2 separate regions of the Mus musculus genome follow, and region 1 is linked to region 2. A link is a contact called in ENCODE Hi-C or POLR2A ChIA-PET data. All regions are on one chromosome and are shown on one strand. Each heading gives the region's core, a stretch centred on a gene start or an enhancer-like site at or near the end of the contact. The rest is flanking DNA. Distances are from core to core; before and after follow the strand shown.

Region 1 (5,491 bases), core at 258-2,757, 38 kb after region 2:
TGATATACTCATCAAACACTTATTCTAGGTACTGTTCCAGGGGCTTTAAAAACATCAAGTGGCACATGCCTTTAATTCCAGCAGAGGCAGGTGGATCTCTGTGAATTCAAGACCAGCCTAATCTACATAGCAATTTCCAGGCTAAACAGGGTTACATAGAGAGACTCTCTCAAAAAAAACATACATATTTAATAACTCATTGAATCTTTGATGAGGTGGCTATTATTCCCATTCTACAGATTAGGAAACAGCTAAATTGAGTAAACTTTCCAGGATGACGAAATGAGAAAGTGACCAAACAAGAATTTAAGCTGAAGTAAGCTTTCAGGATCTTGCCAGAACAATAGCATTGTTAAAGTACTTACTATAAAGACAAACACACAAGTTATTGATGTTATTTCTTGGTACATGACATTTACACACTTCGTGTCAATTTAACCTAATACTTGACTCCTAGTGAAGTTAGATTATGTTACCAAGGTAACACATGTATATTGACCTTTTAAAGACCTCATTTTTGCTATGGTATTTCTTTAAGTAAATGAAATAAAAACTACTTGGTGTTTTAAGCAACCACTTATAACGTGTACTATTCTATAATGCTGTATAAGTACAAGTCACAATTTATTATGATTTGTTGAAAATATTTTACAGGAAAAACCCAGAAGTTTCTTTCTAGTTCCATGGATCAAAGAAAAAAAGGGGAGGAACTAAATAACATTTACAATAATATATCTCAATCTTTTTAACCTGTAAAGGCGCCTTGCTTTGCAAACTATACATATAAGCCCAGCCTCTATTTGTCTTCTGAAATCAGAATTTTTTTTCCAGCTTAAGGGCCTGAGGACTCCTTATCTTGTTTTGTTTGTTTTGTTTTTGTTTTCTAGCTTAATAAGCTTTTCATACAAGACCAATCTATCATTAGTCCTGTACTGTCATTTACTATACATTCAAAATGGGCTCAGTCAATAGAAAGAACAAACGTAGCGTTTCTCTGGGGCTAAAAGCTCTACTGGGGTTTGGTTTCTATGATCGCTGGGGAGGGGTTACTAAAAACAACGCAGAAACAGGATCACCTTATTCAACTACTTTCTAATTTGCGTTACTTGATTCACAAAAAATAAACACCAGGTCATGTCTTCCTCCTCACTTAGCCACCCACAAATGAAGTGCTATCCCCAGCGCGAAATACAACAGAAAGCGGTGCGTGGGAAGAACCCCGGCGACCCCGGGGAGCTCCGGGGATGCGTCATCCCGTCCCCCTCCCCGCCCAAGGCCGCCGTGAGGAGGATGCTCACCGCGGCTCTGGTCCCTTCTCCCCTGCGGCCTGCAGCCGACCCCCGGCAGGACCCCGACCCGGGCAGCCCGCCCTCCTCACCGCCAGCGACTGCGCTCCAGCTGCCGACCATCCCGGCCCGGCTCTGTTTACAAGCGGCTTCTCGCGGTCCCACGCCCAAAAGCTTCCCCGCGGCAGCCCGGCAACAGGATCCGATTACACAGAGTTCCAGCCGGTGAGGACCGGTCCCTCCTACGGGAGGAGCAGGCGGTCGGGCGGGGCCTGACCTCCTTATCTTATTGTTTGCTTTACAGCCTTTATCCCAGGCTTGGTCCCTTCCACGTTCTTCCCAAGACCGAGGATGTTTGCAGTTAAAACTGTCACTTGGAACCTACCAGGGCAGGGCCAGCTAGCAGCAGTTGCTAAGAATAAGAGAATTTCTCAGAAATAATGCTTTCCAAACATAGGAATGAACTGCTTGTCATCTTTGGATAGGTGCACGAACTGCTTTTCATCTTTAGTTAGGTTCACGGTTTTAAAGGATGTGGTTGAGGGGAAATGTCTCTAACCTGGCTGTGGATTCCTAGTCTAGCAGCTAGGGCTTAGGGAAGGGCAAGAAGTCACCTCTCCTGAGGTCTGCTGGTAACCAGCCACTTTGCAAAGACGTGCAGTTCCGGTTGGATGAATCTTCCTTTCAGTTTTCAGTCTTAATTTGCCATCACAGCATACTTCTTAGTCGGTTTTTTTTTTTTTTTTTTTTTTCAATTAAGCTTAGTAAGAGAGGGGCGGGGGCGGGGTAGCACACACTTTTAATCCCAGCACTGGCACTGAGGAGGCACAGGCAAGTGAACCTGTGTGAGTTTGAAGCCAACCTGGTCTACACAGAGAGTTCCGGGCCAACCAGAGCTACAGGCTTTGTCTCAAAAGCAAAAGCAAGCCAAGCAGTGGTGTCACAAACCTTTAATCCCAGCACTCAGGAGGCAGAAGCAGGTGGATCTCTGTGAGTCTGAGCCCCTCCACCCTTGTCTACAGAGTGAGTTCCAAAACAAAACAACAACAAAAGCAAACAAAGCACAAACAAACGCGTGTAAGTCAATGACCAGTATCCATATTCTGTTTAAAAATGGAGAGAATTAGGACTCAACAGGATATATAATATTTTTTTTGAAAGTCAAATCTTTAAAAAGTACAGAATCAAATTGTGATTGGTTGAATAGATTTGGCTCCCATAGACTCATGTTTCAATGCTTGGCCATAAGGAATGGCACTATCAGAGGTGTGACCTTATTGGAGTAGGTACATTCTTGTTGGAGGAAGTGACTGCTACTTAAGCCGGCTTTGAGATTGCTGTATACTAAGGTATAGGTATATTAAGCTCTGCCCAGTATGGAATCAGAGCCTCCTCCCAGCTGCCTGAAGTAGACTGTCTCCTTCTGGTTGTCTTGGCATCTAGATGTCGAACTCTTGGGTCTTCCAGCACTTGCCTGTACACTGCAAAGTTCCTGCCATAATAATAATGGACTGAACTTTTGAAGCTGTTAAGCCAGCCCCCAATTAAATGTTTGTCTTTATGAGAGTTGCCTTGGGCCGGGCGTGGTGGCACACACCTTTAATCCCAGTACTTGGGAGACAGAGGCAGGCGGATTTCTGAGTTCGAGGTCAGCATTTCTGAGTTCGAGGTCAGCCTGGTCTACAAAGTGAGTTCCAGGACAGCCAGGGCTATACAGAGAAACCCTGTCTTGAAAAAAACCAAAAAAAAAAAAAAAAAAAAAAAAAAAAAAAGAGTTGCCTTGGTCATGGTATCTCTTCACAGCAATGAAAATTCTGACTAGGACAGAAGTAGAGATATGTTTGTCTAACTAAAACACAAATTCATAACATATAGCTTCCCAAATATTTACTATATAAAATTCCAAATATAGTCCGTAGTCAGGAGACTAAAAGACACTGAAACAAGAAACACAATAAAGTAGTTACGATTTTTACCCTTGTTTAAAAAAAGATGATTCCAGCATCATCTGTACTGGAACTTCATTACTGAAAGCAAATTCAGAGTGTAACAACTTAGATTTAAGAAAACAAACCCAAACATTTATTGTCTTTAAATCTATGTTTGTGAAATGACTGAATTTACTTCTGATCACTAACACAGGAATCCAATAATTCCATCTGAGAAGCTGTTGACTTCTGGGCTAGTCAACATCTGGGAATATTTTGTTCTTTTAAATTCAAAATAGTTACATTCACATCAGCACTCAAAAGGCAGTCAGCTGCTGCCTTTGTCACTATGTTAATAGACTGTGTTTTTAGAGAAGTTTTAGGTTCTCAGAAGAGTCCTCACAGACTTCTTGCCACTGCATATGAACCACCTCCCTACATCCGAGCATCCTGCATCACAATAGGACATTCATTATCATCTATGAACCTCTGCAGGTGAATGGTTAGTTTACAATTTGCATTAGGGTCACTATGTTTACCTACGTTTTATGCTATCATCCAGAAAGGCTTCTCTTTGAGCAATCAGAAACATTTTTTTTTTTTTTTTTTTTTTTTTTTTTTGGTTTTTCAAGACAGTGTTTCTCTGTATAGTCTTGGCTGTCCTGGAACTCACTTTGTAGACCAGGCTGGCCTTGAACTCAGAAATCCACCTGTCTCTGCCTCCCAAGTGCTGGGATTAAAGGCGTGCGCCACCATGCCCCGCAATCAGAAACATTTTAATAGAGAATAGAAATGCCTAGGTTCATCTAATATAACCATTGTCCACAGCTACTTTCTTATTTAAAGACTTGTAGTGGCCTTCCATATACTAGCAGGGAGAGTTCAGACTGCATACCTCTCTACCCACTGCCATTTACTTGGAGATAGATGCTTCGTTTTCCCTTTAGTTGGCACTCATACTCACTTAGGAAGCTTGTGCCTACCTCCAAATCACAATGTAAGTATGTAGGAAATGCTAAGCACATCCTACTCTCTATGGTATCTTCCTCTCGGTCATGGTGGTTGATCCAAGGACGGGCATTTGTGTAAGTTACTTTGCTATGGGCAGATATATGACAAAAAGTAATTTTAGAGGGAAAAGGGTTTGTTTGGTCCTGTAGTTCAAGGGAATACAGTCTAGACTGGCAGGGAAGAATGAGAGAGACAGCCACATTGTATATGCAGTAAGTGAGAGAGAGGACAGTAAATGGGGCTGGGCCAAGAAACCTTAAGACCCACCTCCACTGACCCACTTCCTCAAGCAGGACCCACCTCACATCCTTCCTTCAACTGTGGACTAGGTGTTTAAATACATGAGCCTACGGGGAGGGGGCCATTTCCCATTCAAAACACAATAGTATGTGACCTAAACAGAGCCATTCCCTAAAAATTTCCTATTTGAAACTTTGTAACAAATCGTGCCTATTGGCTCACAGGGCTGGAAGGAAGCAGGTTGGAGGTTTTTGGTGGCGGGATTTCCTATCTCATAGAGAATGTCTCTCTGAGGAAGGAAGAAGGAATGTTGGATGGAGTAGGAGTAGCTCAATGGAGACTTGGGGTTGAAGAGAGTGGGAAGCCAAGAAAAAAGCCTTACCTGAGCCCCCCAAATCTCCTTCTGTCTGAACTAACCTTACTCTATGTCACTGATTGAACCTGTGCTTGCTCATTTATAAGTAGAAGTGTAACTGATAGACCGCCTTTCCTGGCGTATCTCCAGCATATACTTCTTTCTTCACATAATCTGTTATTAGACGCGTTCTCACGACCGGCCAGGAAGAACACCACAGACCAGAATCTTCTGCGGCAAGGCTTTATTGCTTACATCTTCAGGAGCCAGAGTGCAAGAAGCAAGAGCGAGCGAGAAGCAAGAGAGAGAGAAAACGAAACCCCGTCCCTATTAAAGAGAATTCTCCTTCGCCTAGGACGTGTCACTCCCTGATTGGCTGCAGCCCATCGGCCGAGTTGACGTCACGGGGAAGGCAGAGCACATGGAGTGAAGAACCACCCTCGGCACATGCGCAGATTATTTGTTTACCACTTAGAACACAGCTGTCAGCGCCATCTTGTAACGGCGAATGTGGGCGCGGCTCCCAACATCTCCCCCTTTTCTTTTAATAAGAGCAAATAGGCCACCCATATTAATGAGAGTGGAGATAGAGGTCAAATCCCCAGTGTGTAGGTAAAGGAGCCATGTACAGGATTAGCTCTTAGGCTCACAGGCTTTTACCCAGAGCAACC
Region 2 (5,935 bases), core at 3,246-5,745:
GAGACTCTCCCAGAGGAGATTAAAAACAAAGTCTAAAATGGAAGTTAAAATGGAAGGCCATTTTAACTCTTCAGCTTTCAAATCACAATGGGGAGTCAGTGGCCTCCCACTCACTCTCTTGAGCATTCCCTCCAATACTTTTACATACCATTTGAGGGAAGGGGCTTTCTGTACAACTTTGGAGGGCACAGCCTACACATTTACATATCCCATGGATCCTGGGAGAATGTGTGTGATACATGTAAGGTTTTTAATAAATTTTTAATAAATAAATAAATATGGTCTCTCCCTTCTAAATATTTGTTGACATGAACATTAAAATTAAAATTCTACTTGAAGATTTTTTTACTACAAGCAACATTTATGTTCATATTCAAGGTTAGAGAAATAAAATTTAGCCATTTAGTGCACACACGGACACGCATATACACACACACAAAACCCTAGTGAGCTCTCCTTTGTATAAGAAATCACAACACAAAACAGTAACAAGATAATTTGGATGACATGACAAGGAAACATCAGATTAAGTGCTTTTTATTTATTCAAGCTGATTCTATGGCTTAGAATACATATTTGCATTTTTCTTCCTTGTTTTTCTTCCTCTAATTCTCTACCTTCCCATACACTGATCAAATAAATCTTTATTACCATTCCTACCAAAAGGGAGACAAGTCTGAAGCAGCAGTAAATAAAAGGATAGCAAACACAAACAAAAACCTCTTCCTTTCCAAGTTCATTTCCTTAGAAGACCTGCCACTTTGGTACACCAAATTACCCCCTAATTTTTCGCACCGGGTAAAATCAAATCTTCCCTAACATATTTATACTTTTCTCCCTAAGAGTAAAATGTGTAACTGCTCCTCTTTGCACCTGGGAACCAAGAGATCCACACATACAATCAGACTCAATTTCTTTTTCTCAACAACTACCACTCTACGGGATTTACTTCAAGGCCAGTAAGTAAATGAGGCCCACGGCAGAAAGAACTGTTGCTTACTTCCAAACTGGTAGCTACCGAATGAATAATTAACCTCTCTATACTTTCTATCAGGGATGCTTGTATTGCTAGGATGAAGGTATCCTTTATGTCTAAACGATGTCATAAAACAGGCACTTGCCAGAAATATGCCCTCATTTATCACACGAAATGCCATGTGGTATTAGTGAGGTCGATACTGTTTGTTTAACATATTTTGCTTTCCTGGGGGCTTAAAATGATTTGTTTTTGCAGCTGTAACAGAGTTAAATTAGGGATTTATCTTCAGCTTAGCTAGTTGAGCATATATAAGGTGGGGGTGCATTCATTATCTGCCTGGAGGCCTTTGGTTGTCTTCCCAAAGCTTCCAGCATCCTTAAGGTCCTGAGTTACACCAACAAACAGCCAGATCTGATCTTCAAGTAATCAAGTCTGGTTTCTCAGGAACTGAGAGCCACTGAAAAAGGGGTTTGTTTCTGCCTCCAAATCCCCCTCCCCCAACATGTAAATGCTATTGGTATAAGGACATTTTTTTTTCCCTTCAAGCAATTGAGCAAAGAATTTGGGGGGGGGGGGAATCTTAGAGCAAACACAACTTCCAGACAACCATTCCCACACGTTAAAAACAGCAGAAAGCACGTGCAATCCCTTTTCCCCCTTGTTCTATCGACCCCCAGAAGGAACGGGGAGCTGACCCCAAAGATAGATCTCTGCAAAGCCTGTACTAAAAAAGTCTAACTCTTCCTTACCTGCTTGTCTGTGTCTGGGAGCAAAGGGGAGCAGAGAAGTAACCAAGACAGAGAGAGCAAAGGGAGAAGGAAAGAAGCAGTAAGGTGAGGCAAAGGAAAACTGGAATACAGTTCACACAAAAATGAACGGGGCACGCACACAGCAGGGTGCAGGGATGCTCCACATCCCAGGTCCTAACAACAAACTTCTTTTTCAGAGGTTCATTGTCAATCAATTAGCCAAGGCAACAGGGGTCTGTGAGATGGGGGTGCCCAGGGAAACAATGGGCTACCCTGTTGTATTACTATTTAATCACTTTTACTAAATAAATAGAGCAGCCCCGAGGTGCTGTCCTGTCAAGGGAATTTATAACAACAACAAACAACAACAACAACAACACACACACACACACACACAGAGGGAGGAAAAAGCCTTCATTTTCATTGGTCATTACTTTTTTCCTTCAGGACAAGAGAGGGTTATTACTGTAGCCTTAAGTCCCATCTTTGTGCTTCTTGCCTTTGATTCCCATTCGGACCCTGCCACTTTCTGGCACTAATTTGTCAGGCTGAACAAAGAGGGGATTTGTACCTCCTGTAAGGTCTCAATTAGGAATGGCTTCTGCTGTATTATGTGCCATTCAGAAGAGACACAATGCCGGTAATTACAGGAATTTGCACTAAATGGCTGAAGAATTCACAGCAAAACTTTTCCCCCCTTTGAGTTTACCCCTCCCAGGGCTGCAGGGGAAGAAAAAGGAAAGCAACAGCTCTTGATGCCAGAGATGCACAGTCACCAACAGCAGTCCTCAGAGGTTAAACAGCAGCCAGGGAACAGACCATAAAACCGGCAGAGGGAAGCACCGGAGGCAGCCCTAAGCCCACTCTTGGTCCCTTCCCACATTCAACTTCAGTCCCACTCATGAGCACTGCCCTAAGTGGGCCATCCAAATCACACCCAGACTACAGAACAGTCTCACGAGGAACAGTTTTGAAGGTGAGCACTGCATCCCTGTCACACCATATAGTCACAGGCTCTTGAAACTATTGTACTCAATTGCTAGGTTTCTTAATTGCTGGAAACTTAACTGTGTGCCCCAAAACCAAGAAAACGATGTATCTGCTGAGTAGGTACACATGTCAAATTCCTAAAGAAAACAAGCATGTTTTAATCTAATGTACATGGCAGTTATGAAAACCAAATTTAGAAACACTTATGGCCATATACTAGATATTTTAATAAACTGAACAATCACCTTTTAAGCATTAATATTTTTAAATCACAGGTTCCTTATTGTCAAATACAATGCTGAATTCCAGCCTGTGTTTCACTAAAGAAGCACACCTCATTTTCTATCGTAGACGCTTTTGACAGAGGCCATAGAAAAGCATCCCCAAATAACACTTCTGCAGCACCTCGCCCAGCATGCATTGCTCTGCTCAAGAACTTTCTGTGACGTCATGGTCAAACATGAAGTTCATCTGCATTGAGTGCCTTTTTTATAGTCCAGAAATGATCTTCTACAGTCCTACCTGGCTCTACCTACCTCTGACGGCTCGGGGATCTGGAATGTGGCTGTCACATCTGTGAATCTGGTCGTGGCTGCTATTTGGCAGTTACCAATGTTATTATTTAATATCTAACATTCCTAGCTGCCTACAGTCTAATGAGGGAAGGGGTTACGTCCACATTTCTAACACTCTGACCTCAGGCACAGCCATGCACTTGGCAAGCAGAGAATAAGCAAACGAGCACAGGAATGGGTTCTCAGCCGTCAGGAGGTGGGACTGGAGAGCTCAGGGGTCCTCAGGAGACTGGCGTGAACATGGTTAGCTTTCTGGAGAGCTCAGGGGTACCCAGGAGACAGACTTGAACATGGTTAGGCTTCTGTAGCAAGGGCTTGCTAAGCAGCCACGGAGCTGGAAAGGAAGCTATGCAGCTAGCACACACAACTATCCTAAGTCTAAGCATGAGCCAAGAAATATGGAGTTATGGCTCCCCATATAGCTTCAAAACCATAACCTCAGGCATCCTGGTATGGTCATGCTCCATTTTCTCTGTAGGAACTGTTTAAAACTTAAGAGACCTAAGAAGTCTTCACTTAGAGAAAGAATTTAGTGAAACAGGACCAACGGTCCATATTTTATATATGTAAAAGCCAATATTTGTAGCTCCTCTAAATAGCAACCAAATGACAACAGAATTAAGAGCCTACTCAGTGCAACCTTATTCATCCAAAATATTTAATGGGGGAGGGACTAAGTAAACATTAAAAACTTAACAGTCTAAAGAGATACACTAAAGCCATGAAAGTCTGTGAATTTGCTTCTCAATGAGTGCATGAAGTCCAATGTGCTAAACTGACTGGCAGCCTGGAAGGCAGACATGCTAGTTCTCTAGCTGCTTTTCCACCCGGTCTGTGTCATCAGCACACAGTTACAAAAAGCAAAGCAAGTGATTTAAATCACCAATGCTGAGAGAAGCATGGATCCTTAAAAGGGCCATCTGCTATAGCAACCTCTTGGACGACTAACAGCCTCCCACTAATTTAAAAAACATTCAGGTTTGTATAACAAAGCTTTTTCTTTTCTTTTCTTTTTCTTTTTCTTTTGAGACTCTGCCCCCTACAGGACACACAGAATAATTCCCAACCTGAGGCAGAAAAACAATCTTCCTGGTTTAGCACTGGGAACGAAAATGCCTGCAAACCACATATGCTGTAAAGGGAGTGAACTGGTTTTACTCTTGAATGCAGTACACTGTACGTTACACACTTACAAGTTAGCGGTCTCTCTGAGTTAGAAACGCACCTGCACCCCATCGGACTGCCAAGCCGAAGCATGAAGCACCAGCTGCGCAAGCGAGCAACCCAATTCCACTTGTAACCCTGTGCTGAGCTCCCTGCTCTCCGTACTCAGCTACCCCCAACAGTCCAGATTTATCAAGCTCCAAATTTAGACAGCCAAGGGATGCGTCGTGTCACAGGGAACTGGGTGACAGACACTGCCAGAAAGGTCTGCTCTCACCCATTATGTAATACTTTCCCTCTTCTTCGCTTCCTTCTTCGGGCCTCGGCTCCTCGCTTTGCCTTTCCCTGTTTTTCTCTCTCCAAGCTTTAGTTGCACTGGGCCTGCTCTCCAACACTCCCTTTACTCAATGCAATGCAACATATGGGCAATGCATGCTCCTTCAGGAAGCAAACTGAGAGACAGGTGAGAAGTGTTAACTGAGTGGCAGCCTTCACAGCCCACGCAGGGCTTTCTTCATTCTCTTACTATACAGTCTCTTAAGGCAGAGACTCCAGTGACTAACTTGAGAACAAGGCTGGGCTAGTCTCCTATTTTCCAATTACAAGGAATTTATGGACTCTATCAGCAATCTAATGTCACACAAGTAAGTATATTATGAATTCAGGATGCCTATCCTGTAAGCAATTAGTAGAGTATTACTGAATGCCTGAATTCCAAAATATAATAATATAGGCACCAAAAAAACACTGAAATGCTAACAATTTCAAGAATAAGTAAAATAAATAAATGACAAATTAAACAAACCAAAACTACTAAAGGTAGTATTTTCTTATCAAAAACACTTCCAAAAGTAGTTAACTGGTTCAGCACAGGTCTGCTCTTGTCATATATACAGACACACACACATTACCTCCTATGGCTTCTATGCTGGCTCTCAACGTGTTTTTGTTTTCTGAGACAGGTTTTCATGATCAATCCTAGACTGGTCTCAAACTGGCAATCCTCCTGCCTCGAAGCCTTCCCAGTGTTAGAACTACAGGTGGCACATCTGCTTGTGCTGGTATTTCTGGCTCAGAGTTTCCCCTTTTGCCATCCTCACTGCAAAGTTCCTATGCACAGTCACTAAGACCCTCCTTAAAGTCCATTGTTTTCCGATAGAAAGGTGGCCATCGTGACTCTAGTGAATTTAAAATGTAGGTTTTCATTCTGACCATCACCATTTGCTTTTTTCAATGCAGGGCAAGAACAGAGCATAAACTCTTGGCTGGTGGTGAGATCTTTTCACTTTTAAACGCATATTTATAAGTCTACAATGCTTGAATTAAAAATTTCTCCATCAGGCTTCCAATTAAGTCTGTCTTTGTGGTAAGTTATCATCACAAATGAAAGGGAGGTAACTTTAATTTAGCTTAGTAGGTGAACAAATCTGGTTTAGGGGGAGGTCTTTTCTCACCTTTCTCTTCCTATTTCAGTGTTT

What was found. A loop is a pair of places that touch in the nucleus more often than their neighbours do. ChIA-PET counts read pairs that join two places held with the same protein, here RNA polymerase II (POLR2A).
Region 1: a loop to region 2 is called in a map of left cerebral cortex, with 2.0 times the contacts of the local background. The contact joins the promoter of Plekhm3 here to the enhancer-like site in region 2. A Hi-C loop is called at or near these places in 1 of 37 maps with a recorded cell type or tissue (left cerebral cortex). POLR2A ChIA-PET finds 5 or more read pairs at or near these places in 2 of 5 experiments (Patski and embryonic stem cell).

The regions. Positions count from the first base shown.
Region 1 is chr1:64,955,317-64,960,807 of GRCm38, forward strand. Plekhm3 (pleckstrin homology domain containing, family M, member 3) reads right to left here and starts at 1,508. Exons shown (of 8, transcript NM_001039493.1): 1 at 1,379-1,508. It overlaps Gm51627 (predicted gene, 51627), which reads left to right and starts at 1,263. Exons shown (of 3, transcript NR_165472.1): 1 at 1,263-1,511; 2 at 5,005-5,491.
Region 2 is chr1:64,914,766-64,920,700 of GRCm38, forward strand. All of the region lies in intron 3 of Plekhm3 (pleckstrin homology domain containing, family M, member 3), which reads right to left. Among named protein-coding and RNA genes, the nearest start is that of Gm51628, 31 kb to the left of the region's middle. Within about 2 kb of position 4,496, at least 3 of the 3 ENCODE cell types and tissues checked have a DNase peak (open chromatin) inside an H3K27ac peak, as active enhancers do; they include left cerebral cortex, where a contact is called at or near this core.